Regions from separate parts of the Mus musculus genome. Here region 2 is linked to region 1. Evidence: chromatin contacts called from ENCODE POLR2A ChIA-PET data. All regions are on one chromosome and are shown on one strand. Each heading gives the region's core, a stretch centred on a gene start or an enhancer-like site at or near the end of the contact. The rest is flanking DNA. Distances are from core to core; before and after follow the strand shown.

Region 1 (5,466 bases), core at 183-2,682:
AGAGGACAGGACACAGTTGAAAGTGTTCAAACCATTTACTGAGCAAATTCTTGCCCGGCCCACCCCCCAAGCCCCAAGCTTCCAGGAGGAAGGCAACCCCTCTAAGGCTCTGGTACCTACAGGGCCCCCACCTTGGGGGAGTGCTGGAGTGAGACCAGGTCCAGGCTAAGTCCTTTGGTTCAGTAGGTTCTTCTCCACTAACAAAGAAAATGCCCTTTTTAACACGTCCCTCTGGCAGCCCCGGGGTTTCTCCAGCTGCCCTTTCAGGTTAGCAGGTGCCACTGGACATTAAGGCAGCATCTAGTGCCCCCAGGATCTCAGTAGGAACTGTTCGCGGCAGTTTGGTGCCTACTTCACCGATGAAATCTGAGCGTTCCACCCACGTCGTGGCCAACTGCGCATAGAAGAAAAGGTCGGTCAAGTTCTTAAAAGTGCCTGTAGTCTGTTCTGAGCAGGGCCCGGCTAGTGATGGTCAACGGACTCTGAGAGCGGGCAAGTCTGGCCCGAACCCAGCATGACTTGCGCTGCGCAACCCAGCGGTGGTCGTCATCCACACACGGCTTCCCGCATCGGTCTTTCCCATCGCGGGCTTAGCTGCGGGAAGAGCCCCGCCATGCCTCCCGCCCTTAGACATAGTTCTTCTTGTCGTAATCGCCATTGGCCGTGGGCCGCCGCGGCGCAGAGTACTTGACCGGGAAGCTGAACTCAGGGCGCCCGGTGCAGACCCAGGCGCCGCAACACACGAGGCCGCCACCGCACATGAGCAGTGCGGAGGCCGCCCAGCCGATGTACAGCGCCGCGCCCAGCTCGTACTTCTGTGACACCGGCACCGTCGGATCATAGAACTCGCGGACAACGATGTTGGCGAACCAGCAGAGCGGCACGAGTGCCAGCAGCCCGCACACCGCGTAAAGCGCTCCTCCCGTGAGTGCTACCCGTGCCTTAACTGGGCCCGGGGCCACGCAGGTGGTGCACTGAGCGCCGGTCAAGGTAACAAAGAGTGCCACCAGCGCCAGCAGCACAGCGCCCACGGTGAGTGCCCGAGCTGCCTGCACCTCCGCACTCAGCGCCAGCACAGATTCATACACCTTGCACTGCATGTGCCCGGTACTCTGCACCACGCACGACATCCACAGCCCCTTCCAAGTCGTCTGCGCCGTCACGATGTTGTGGTCCAGGAAGGCAGTCACCTGCCACATGGGCAGCCCACACGCCAGGATCAAGCCCACCCATCCTACCAGACACAGCACCAGACCCAGAATTTCCAACGCTGCAGACCCCATGGCTAAAGACTGAATGCTCACCCGACGGCCCTTGGGGCCTCCGGGTGCTCTCTGCGCTGCTTAGGCTGGGAGCTGGGAATTGATTCTGGTGCCTCTGCTCTGGAGCCTCCAGTCCTGGAGCAGAAGAGGAGGTTTTAACTACACCAACTGGGTTCTGAAGTAACCTGTTGTCCTATTTGAAGTCTCGGGGGCGGACTCTGCCCCCAGGGCGCAGCCCCCCGAGTTAGCTCAACCAATCCATGAGCAGACCTTCGGCCCACAGCCAATCGCGGACCCCCTGACAGCTACAGTTACTGAAACCACGGGCGAGCAGGACTAGTCCTGCTCACCCGAACCGCACCCTGCAGAACCGCAGTCTGAGACCCTACCAGTTTCTGTCCTAGTAGGGGCTGATCTTGGCAGGTACACAGGAGATCTGTGCGCCCCTGTCTCCACTGTTAGCAGCATGACCCCTAACCTACACTCACCAGCTCCACCTGCTACATCCCGGATCATTCCAACTCCTCTCTGCAGACTGCTTGGCCTGGAGGTTCTCTGAGCCCCCGTGCACAGGTGAAACAAACCTCTACGCCCGCCGTTTTTCCCTTGGCACACCAAGCGGAGATGCTCGGCAAGCCTGTGTTGGGCTTGCCCTTAATTATAACCTCATTCATGATCCTACCCAACCACCGCCTACAGTTCTCACTCCTTCCCTGGAACCACTGGTCTGACACAAAGTGAACACTGCAAGGGCCTGTGCTCTCCTCTGGGATGCTGCGCAACCCCTGAGGGTTCTCCGACGTCCAGTCTTCTCCAGCAGATAGGCTGTGATCCTAACACAGCATACTGGAATCCTGGGACAGCAGAGACACGATGGGACATAGAAAGGCTATGCCTTGCCATCCTACAAATAGTTGTGGTGCTTTGCCACCCCAGCCCCCAGGCCACCCTCCGGAAGCCAACTTGGAGTTTCCTGGCCAGGAGGAAGAGCCCCCATCCTCGGTGGAGGAGGGAGCCGCGGGATTTCCGGGCATTCTTCTGCACAATGGCCCAGCCATTTCTTGAAAGGTCCACTGGGTTAGACACACTGGGTCCCTGAGGCTCAGGTGGGGGCACCAGGCCCCACAGCCCACAACCAAACTAGGGCGCCAGCCTCTTTCCAGTGAACACTCCTCCCTGCTCCCTTTGTTTCCAGCTAACCCTGGACTCCAGCTGGGCTTTGTTGTCTTCTGTTGTTGTTCTGTTTGGGGGTTTTGTTTTGTTGTTTCCTCTGCTCAAAAGAACTCAGGGCCTCTATAGGGAAAGGATGACATTGTTGAGGCCAGCCACAGATGTGGAGATTTTGGTAAATCTCTCCCTTTTATGGGTCCCTGCTTCCTTCTGGAGATGGCTCTGAGCTAGAGGTCTATGGGGCCAGGTCATTGCCTACTTCACCCTACAACAAACTGTTCTTAGAAGACGGCGGGAGAGCCTCACATACACACCCTTTCTTGTCCTCCCTGGTACCTCTTCCAGCTATCATATATTAACTGCTGCCTTCTATCTTCTAGAGACCCCTGCTTTTCTGCAGACCCTTCTCCCTGCTCAGTAGATGTAAACTCAAATCCTGCTCCCCCTGCTCCAGTCTGCAGAATTTTGTTTTGCCAGCCCCCTCCCTTCAAGCTCCCAGGCACCTTCCTGGAGCAACTACTGAACCCTCTTCAGATGACCCAACAAGGCTACTCCTGCAGGCCCTGGCCTGTAATCCTCTATGGCTCTCATTGCCCACTGGCAAAGAACTGGATCCTGGGAGCAGCCTAGACTAAGCTGGCTGTAAGTGACCAGGAAAATATTTACACACTTTATACTTCAACCAGATCCATCTTCCCTGGGCCTTGGAATGAGCCTTCCTGCTGTTCCTGTCTTGTCTTGCTGTTCTGCAGGACATGCTGATGCACACATCTGAGAATATCTCTCTACACGCAGGCCCCAGAAGGTCCAAGCCAGGATAGCTTTTGCCCGCTGGCTTTCCTACTAGTGTCCCGGGAATACGGGGATCTTCTGGGACACACATTTGTCCCAGACAAGAAGCAGCTTGCTGCTTTCAACTATTTGGGGCTACAAACAGCAGGACATGCTCCCTTCCTTCTGTCTGCCCTCCTACCCACCATTTCGGTACTGTCCCCAGCCTTGCACCCAGAATGGTCCGAGCAAGTTCACATACCTTTGGTAAATTCATAATTGCCAGTGGAACCTTAGATACCGTACTCTCCAGCATGCAGCGGGACCAGAACCACTCCAGAAATGGACAGCCAGGGCTGGCAATGCTTCCTCGATCCTCCTCAAAACTAAAGGTGGCCCAAGTGACCACCCCAGATCCTTCCTTGGGGATTTGTGTGTGTGTGTGTGTGTGTGTGTGTGTGTGTGTGTGTGTGTGTGCATTGGACACTGTCTCTCCCAGAGCACACAGCACAGGCCACTTAATAAACAAACTGCCAACAAAGTACCAGATAGGAAGGCAAAACCCAGCAGAGGGTTCTCTGAAAAGGTGGCAGCGCAGCAGGAGTCCAGGAAGAAGATCCCAAGGAGCAGTTGGAAATCTGAGTATAAGATGCTGGTGTACAGATGCACTTGGGCTAGGCAATGTAGCTCTGGGGTAGAGCACTGCTTAGCAAGTTCCATCACCAACACTACAAACTAAAACTAAGTAGATCACCCTAGAGGTGGGACACGGCTCACAGAGGATCTGACCTTGGAGCAGAAAGAGGTCAGCATAGCCAGAGTGCAGCAAAGGGCCAGGGCCAGGGAGTCTGGGGTGGTAGGGGGCTTGCCAGGCAGGCCACCTGCTCCTGCCCTGCTATTGTTCTGCTTTCCCAGGGGAAATGGCACAGGATCCTATTAATCCTGTGACAGAAAGGCCTGAGTCTGCAGAAAAGCAAAGTTTATCTCTAGCAGCTGCTGGCTGACCCTGCCCTGAGGGGATCCGTTGACCTTCCATGGCAATCTAAATTTAGGCTCCAGGTTCCTGGGGCTTGGATTTGAGGAGCTCTTAACAAACAGGCTTTATTTCAAAGGGAGTGAGGGAAGGAAACAAAAACAAAAACAAAAACCCCAGCCTTACTTCTATCTTTCAGTTTCTGGTCCAGGATGTCTTCCCCAAGTTCAGCAGACATTTACAGGTCAACAACATTCTTCTTGCCCAGAGCCATTTCTTGGTGGAAGACAAAAAGCCCAGGCTCTCACTGGCCCAACAGGAAGCATCTTAAGACCCCCCTCCTCATGTCACTGACTGAGGGGCTGGGAACCTAGGGTGATCTCCGTAGGAAGACAGTTGGCACCGGAGTTAGACTCCCCCTTCTTTTTGAACTAAGGACTTGGCTTCTCTGTGCTTCATTTTCTCTTTCACAGTGTAGCCCTGGCCACAGGATTACAACCTTGCAAGAGAGGCCACTTATAATCCAGAGACCTCTGGTACAATTCCTGGGAGCTAGAGAGGGGCTTGAAGTTACTCACTAGCTCAGTTGACCTTCACAGTTCATGGACCTCAGGCCCAAGCAGGTGCCATCTAGCCATCAATATCAGAGGCCACTGTGCTTCAGTGAGCAGGAGAGTTTTGAGAGGGTGGGGTCCTGTAGCCCCACCATCCCTTTTAGGCCCACAACAGTCCAGCCTGACCTCTCCAAAATATAGTCTCAGTATGTATCCCTGGCTTTCTAGTGCTTGATAAGTAAACCAGCCTGGCCTTGAGATCAACTTGCCTCTGCCTCCCAGATGCCAGGATTAAAGGTATATGCTACCACACCCGACTTGAGATATTTTCATCCACAGTTGAGTCTGTGGTTGTAGATTCAGCGGGCTGGCTATGTTCAGCCAGTTACTTAGCCATCTATCCCTCAAGACGTCATTTGTTTTTTTGTTTTGTTTTGTTTTGTTTTGTTTTGCTTTTTGGTTTTTTTTTGTTTGTTTGTTTTTTGTTTTTTGTTTTTTGTTTTTTTTTTTTTTTGAGACAGGGTTTCTCTGTATAGCCCTGGCTGTCCTGGAACTCACTCTGTAGACCAGGCTGGCCTTGAACTCAGAAATCCGCCTGTTTCTGCCTCCCAAGTGCTGGGATTAAAGGCATGCGCCACCACCGCCCGGCTTAATTCTTGGTATTTAAGAGGTTATGTTACTGATATTATCTGATGCCACCTTTCTATTGCCTATAATCAGCATTGTGTAACCCCAG
Region 2 (5,246 bases), core at 239-2,738, 35 kb before region 1:
TTAAGTACCAGAACTGTGTGACTCAGTCTTAGGTGCATAACCCACAAAGCCCTTTTTTGAGCCATGGGGTTGGGGGGTGGGGGGTGTGTGCTCGTCAAAGCATCTTCACCTATGCCATCCATCTAACCTACTGCTTCTCTCTGGAACATAAACAACGTACATGAAGTATGCAACACCCGAACGGTATCCTTCCAACTCAGCCACCAATGAACATGAGCTTCTATCATCCATGTTACTTCCTTTAAAGCTTTTATGCCTAACACATCAAACACTCAGTGCTGGTTATGTAAATGAACTTAGACAGGGACTTACTGTGACACTCAGGATAAAAATCTAATAATCACTTCTTGTTTTTAACAAACAAACAAATGGCACGGAGTCAACACTATATACAGGAGTGATGAGACATCACTGCAGCCGGATGGACTTGACTTCCAACCTCTGAGCCTCACTTTCCTGAGTACCACCTCTCTAAGTTTTAGTTCTACCGGTAAATATAATAACTACGTACCTATGTTCCATGGGGAATGCAGGAATTAAATAAGTATACGTTGATAGAAAAAAGGCGCACTACATATTACCTATTGTCGTTATCACAACGTGATGAACACAACGTGACATACAGCCTAAGACATGATTTCTACTAAATAAAAGGTCAGGGAACTTTGGCTGAGCTTAATGTCCTTCGTTTTCTCCTCCCTCGCGCCACTCCCCCAAGAAATCTCCAGTTAACTCCGAGTTCATGGAAACTTGTTGCGTGTCGAGCACTTATGAGAACTATCGACATAAAGTAGCAGGTTCCTTTTTACTCTCGGGGCTGCTGTCCCGCCGAAAGGCATTCGAGTCATGACTCGGACAAGCTAAGAAGAAAAGAGGTGGCTCGTAATTATGGGTCCCACTTGGGACAGAAGCTCTCGGGACAGTGTCGGGGCCCGACGCAGGCCCGGGTGACTCGGCACCTCCGCCACCAGGTCCAGGCCCTCCCTGCCAGCTCCAGGGGCAACTCTGGCATCATCCGGTTCGCGATCCCCGGTCAACTCACCATGACTGACAGCGTTTGGTGATGCCGCTTCTTTTCCTGAACCTTACAATAAAAACCCACAGCTCCCTCTTTGCAGTCCAGGCCACTGCTCTGAAACCCAGAAACCGCGAGAGGCTCGCCGGAAGTGACGGAACACCGCAGGGGATGGGGTACGGAGGCCTGAAGTCAGCGGCGGAAAAACAGAAAGTCATGGGAAGGCCTGAGGTTTGAATATTACTTAAAGTAAACATTAAAACACTTGATAATTGATTTCACAGGATAGCGACTGTTTATAATGTTTAGATAGTACTCTCTTCCAAACAACTTGATAGGAGCCGTTCTCCTTACGGACTACAATACCCAGAATGCAGCTAGAGTTTCCGGCGTTGATCCCGGCCATCATGGATTCGGGCGGAAGTAATCTATAGCTCACTCTAATTCGACGAACCGTGTATTGGAAACTTATTGGAAACACATTCAAATAATGTGTGACTGAATTTACTTTATGTCTAAGAGTATATTGTTTTCTAAGTATGCCAGGGTCAGATAATAGACCTTCCTTCCCGAAGTAAAGATGTCTGCCAAACATAGGTGGTTTTGGGTGACTGGACGTTAGCGTCAACACCGGCAACAAGGTTCGCAGCCTGAGGAAAGATGTTTCATTTTTTGAGGGACGGGCGGGTCTTATCCAGCTGCGAATAGCAGAGCATTATTGGCTGTCCCCAGTAGGAACCAATCAGAAAGGAGGAAAGGCTAAGAATTATTGGCTGCTGGCGTGGACCAATCAGAAGAGCTGTGATTTGGCGGGAGTCTTGACGACCTCCGGGGCTGTCCGTGTCTCAGCGCCAGTTCTAGGTATCCGCCGCTGTGGCTATGTTCGTGACCGATTTCCGCAAGGAGTTCTACGAGACGGTCCACAACCAGGTGACTCCCATTCCACGATCCTGATCCAAACCTTATCTGGGGGCTGGGGAGAAGAGGGCGAGTGTCCGTGGATGGGCCGGGAGGTCAGAGAGTTGCCACAGAGTTTAGCGTCCCTGTGTTCAACTCATCTGTCCACGTTTGCTTCTACAGAGGGTCCTTCTCTTTGTGGCCTCGGACGTGGATGCCTTGTGTGCTTGCAAGATCCTCCAGGTGAGCTTTGAATACCTTAGGAAGGTAGGACAGGAGGGAGAGGTGACAGATCAGGGTTGGCCCCAGCAGGGGGTAGGTCACAGAAGGGGAGGGACCAGAAGGAGCAGGCAGGAGGTGAGGAACCCAAAATATCCTCTCTGACCTATACTGGAGCTAGAGAGAAGTATAGTGCAAACAGTGAGACAAGTACGTAGTGTTTTATACAGTAACCCAAGTGAAAATGGTTTCACTTCTGAAATCTTTGAATTTGTAAATGACCTCTCAAAGATGGAATTTGAGAGAGGAGATGTGACAGTGGGGAGTGGTATAATAGGGAGTGCAGGAAATACAGGAGCCCCGAGTCTATTAGAGAAGATTGTTAGTTTGGGCTCTGACCATAGTGTGGTTTGTTTTTTTGTTTTTGTTTTTTCAAGACAGGGTTTCTCTGTGTAGCCCTGGCTGTCCTGGAACTCACTTTATAGACCAGGCTGGCCTCGAACTCAAATCCATCTCCCTCTGCCTTCCGAGTGCTGGGATTAAAGGCGTGCGTGCGCCACCACACCCGGCTCATAGTGTGGTTTTTACAATGTGCTGGGGTTAGGAATTTTTCAGAACCCCTGTAATTAAAATTAGGGTATTTTTTTTCTCTTAATGTTTTACTTTGGCACACTGTACAGATTCAGATTGAATTCTTGCTCACAGCCTTGCCACGTAGCTTCTCCTATTGACCTTTTACCAAACAGCATATCACATAGATCTTTGTCTCAACTCAACTAGTCTGCTTCTGGTGATTGCAGGTAAGTTATCTTTAATGAGGGTTTCTGACCACATGCTCTCTCTCCAGGCCCTGTTTCAGTGTGACCACGTCCAGTATACGCTGGTTCCGGTTTCTGGGTGGCAAGAACTTGAAACTGCATATCTTGAACATAAAGAGCAGGTATGAACTAATGAATTGGAGAATAATTAGGCCACTCTACTCAGTGGCAGGTTCTTAATACTTAGCATTTGTCCAGTTCTGAAGTAGGAGAAGGGTGTTTTTGAAGTATCAGTTTTATTAGGCTTAAAGTTATGGTGGCGGAATCAACATTTGCCAAGGAACCACCAATTTAAGGTAGGTTTGAACTACATCTAGCAAGACTGAGGCCAGCCTGGGCTACACGACAAGATCCTGTCTCAAAAATAAAAACAGTTTAGTTGTGGGCAGCACCTACTCTGACCTCACTTGTTGTTTCCATTTATTTATTTATTTTGTATCCCATATCAGCCTCCTTCCTCCTAGTTACCCCCCCCCACAGTACCTCCTCCTATTCCCTTTTCTGAGAAGGAGAACCACCCCCCCTTACAGGGTGTTACCCCCCCCACCCCCACCCTCCCAGCTCATCAAGTCACTGCAGGACCTCTCCCACTGAGGCCAGACAAAACAGCCCAGTTAGGGGAATGGAATCCACATAAAGGCAACAGAGTCAGAGCAGCCCCCTCTTGAGTTGTTGGGGATCCACGTGAAGATGAAGCTGCACTTGCTACATATGTGTGCAGGGGGAGTGGGGGGCAGCAGGCTAGATCCAGCTCATGCTTGCTCTTGGGGAGGGGGTTCAGTCCTAACCTCACTTATTTCATTAGGATACACTACTGCTCTATGTTATCTCTAGAAAATGCATTCCAGTTATCAAACACGTTTTCACTTTGGAATTAAACGGTAGAACCAAGACTCCTTACCTCTGCCTGGGACCAGATGAGAATGGGTTATTGAAGGCCCTATAGGGAATGGGTAGGGCATGTCAAAATGCATTTGGAGTCCCTGGCTGCTTCTAGGATGACTTGGAAGAGATTCATTTATAATTTGAAGTACTTATATCAGTCGAGTTTTTTACCTCCAGTATTTTGAGACAAGATCTTATTTGCTAGCCGAGGACAATCCTCCTTCCTTGGCCTTCAAAGTGTTGTATTACAGGTGTGAGCCCATAGGCAGGCAATTTGGTGTTACTAAGGAAAGGTTTTACCTATAGTGATTGTTTGATAAAGGATCTAATATTGAGGAGGCCACGTGAGGCTGCCCAAGATTTACTGCAAGCCTAACCCACACAGTGCTGGTGATGTGGTAAGCTGTAGGGGACATTGCAGCAACATTTTGGCATTGAGCAACAGCCCGCGAGACTGGTATGTGTGTGTGTGAAGTCCTGCTCCTGTTCTTCATTAGCTATTTGTGTACAAGTCTTGAGTTTGCAGAGCCTCGGCGTGCTCTTCAGGAAGCAAGAAGAGCCCCAGAACCTATTTTACAGTGTCATCATGGAAAGGCTGTAACCAAGCCAGCTGTGAGCAGTTTTCAAGCCACTTAGCATTCCTCCTGGGCCTTGCCATAATGTGCTCAATGGAGGAGCACAGGGACTGGCAGTGCTGGGGAGGAGCGGCCTCCTAGGTGCAGTGTCTCCTTTACAGTGCCTCGTCCTGTTTTTCAGTTCTCCTATTTCATCCTCATAAACTGTGGAGCCAACGTGGACCTGTTGGATATCCTTCAGCCTGATGAAGACAGTATATTTTTTGTGTGTGATACCCACAGGCCAGTGAACGTTGTGAATGTGTACAATGACACTCAGGTACCCAGCCCTTCTGTGTGCTCTCCCTTTAGTCAGTCTGTACCTTTTTGGGCTGTGACAGTATTGCACAGATCTGTGCAGAGTGTGCTTCCCACTTCTGCAGCTGGGGGCATCTTCAGTACAGGACGCTCCTTTTTACCCAGTTCATGGGCACGCGCACAATACATTTGTGGGATGTGCATCATTTGGAGGGTGGACAGACAGAAGGTTTCAGCCTCAGATAGCTCAACTATACTTATTCTGAACTCAAAGCATTAAGTACAAAATGTAGCACAGACCAGCTGTCTAAGCATTCTGTGATCTGGTCTCTTTCCACAAGGCTTCAGATTCTGAGATCCTCATATGATACCAGTCAGGAATTGCTATTAAAGACAAAAAGTGTATTGGCTTAAGGGTTCACATCTGTCTTGATCCATTTTGTGTCGCTATAAGAAAATATCTGAGACTGGGTACCTTATAGATAAAAGTTATATTTAGCTTACTGTCCTGGATATTCAAGAGTATGGTACAGCACAGCC

The links. ChIA-PET counts read pairs that join two places held with the same protein, here RNA polymerase II (POLR2A).
Region 2: POLR2A ChIA-PET joins it to region 1 with 83 read pairs in embryonic stem cell. The contact joins the promoter of Cdc45 here to the promoter of Cldn5 in region 1. POLR2A ChIA-PET finds 5 or more read pairs at or near these places in 4 of 5 experiments (Patski and embryonic stem cell).

The regions. Positions count from the first base shown.
Region 1 is chr16:18,772,813-18,778,278 of GRCm38, reverse strand. Cldn5 (claudin 5) reads right to left here and starts at 1,432. Exons shown (of 1, transcript NM_013805.4): 1 at 17-1,432. The coding sequence starts at 1,283. The coding sequence ends at 627.
Region 2 is chr16:18,808,214-18,813,459 of GRCm38, reverse strand. It overlaps Cdc45 (cell division cycle 45), which reads left to right and starts at 1,488. Exons shown (of 19, transcript NM_001358206.1): 1 at 1,488-1,945; 2 at 2,096-2,155; 3 at 2,979-3,071; 4 at 4,591-4,728. The coding sequence starts at 1,895. Ufd1 (ubiquitin recognition factor in ER-associated degradation 1) reads right to left here and starts at 1,166. Exons shown (of 12, transcript NM_011672.4): 1 at 1,043-1,166. The coding sequence starts at 1,045.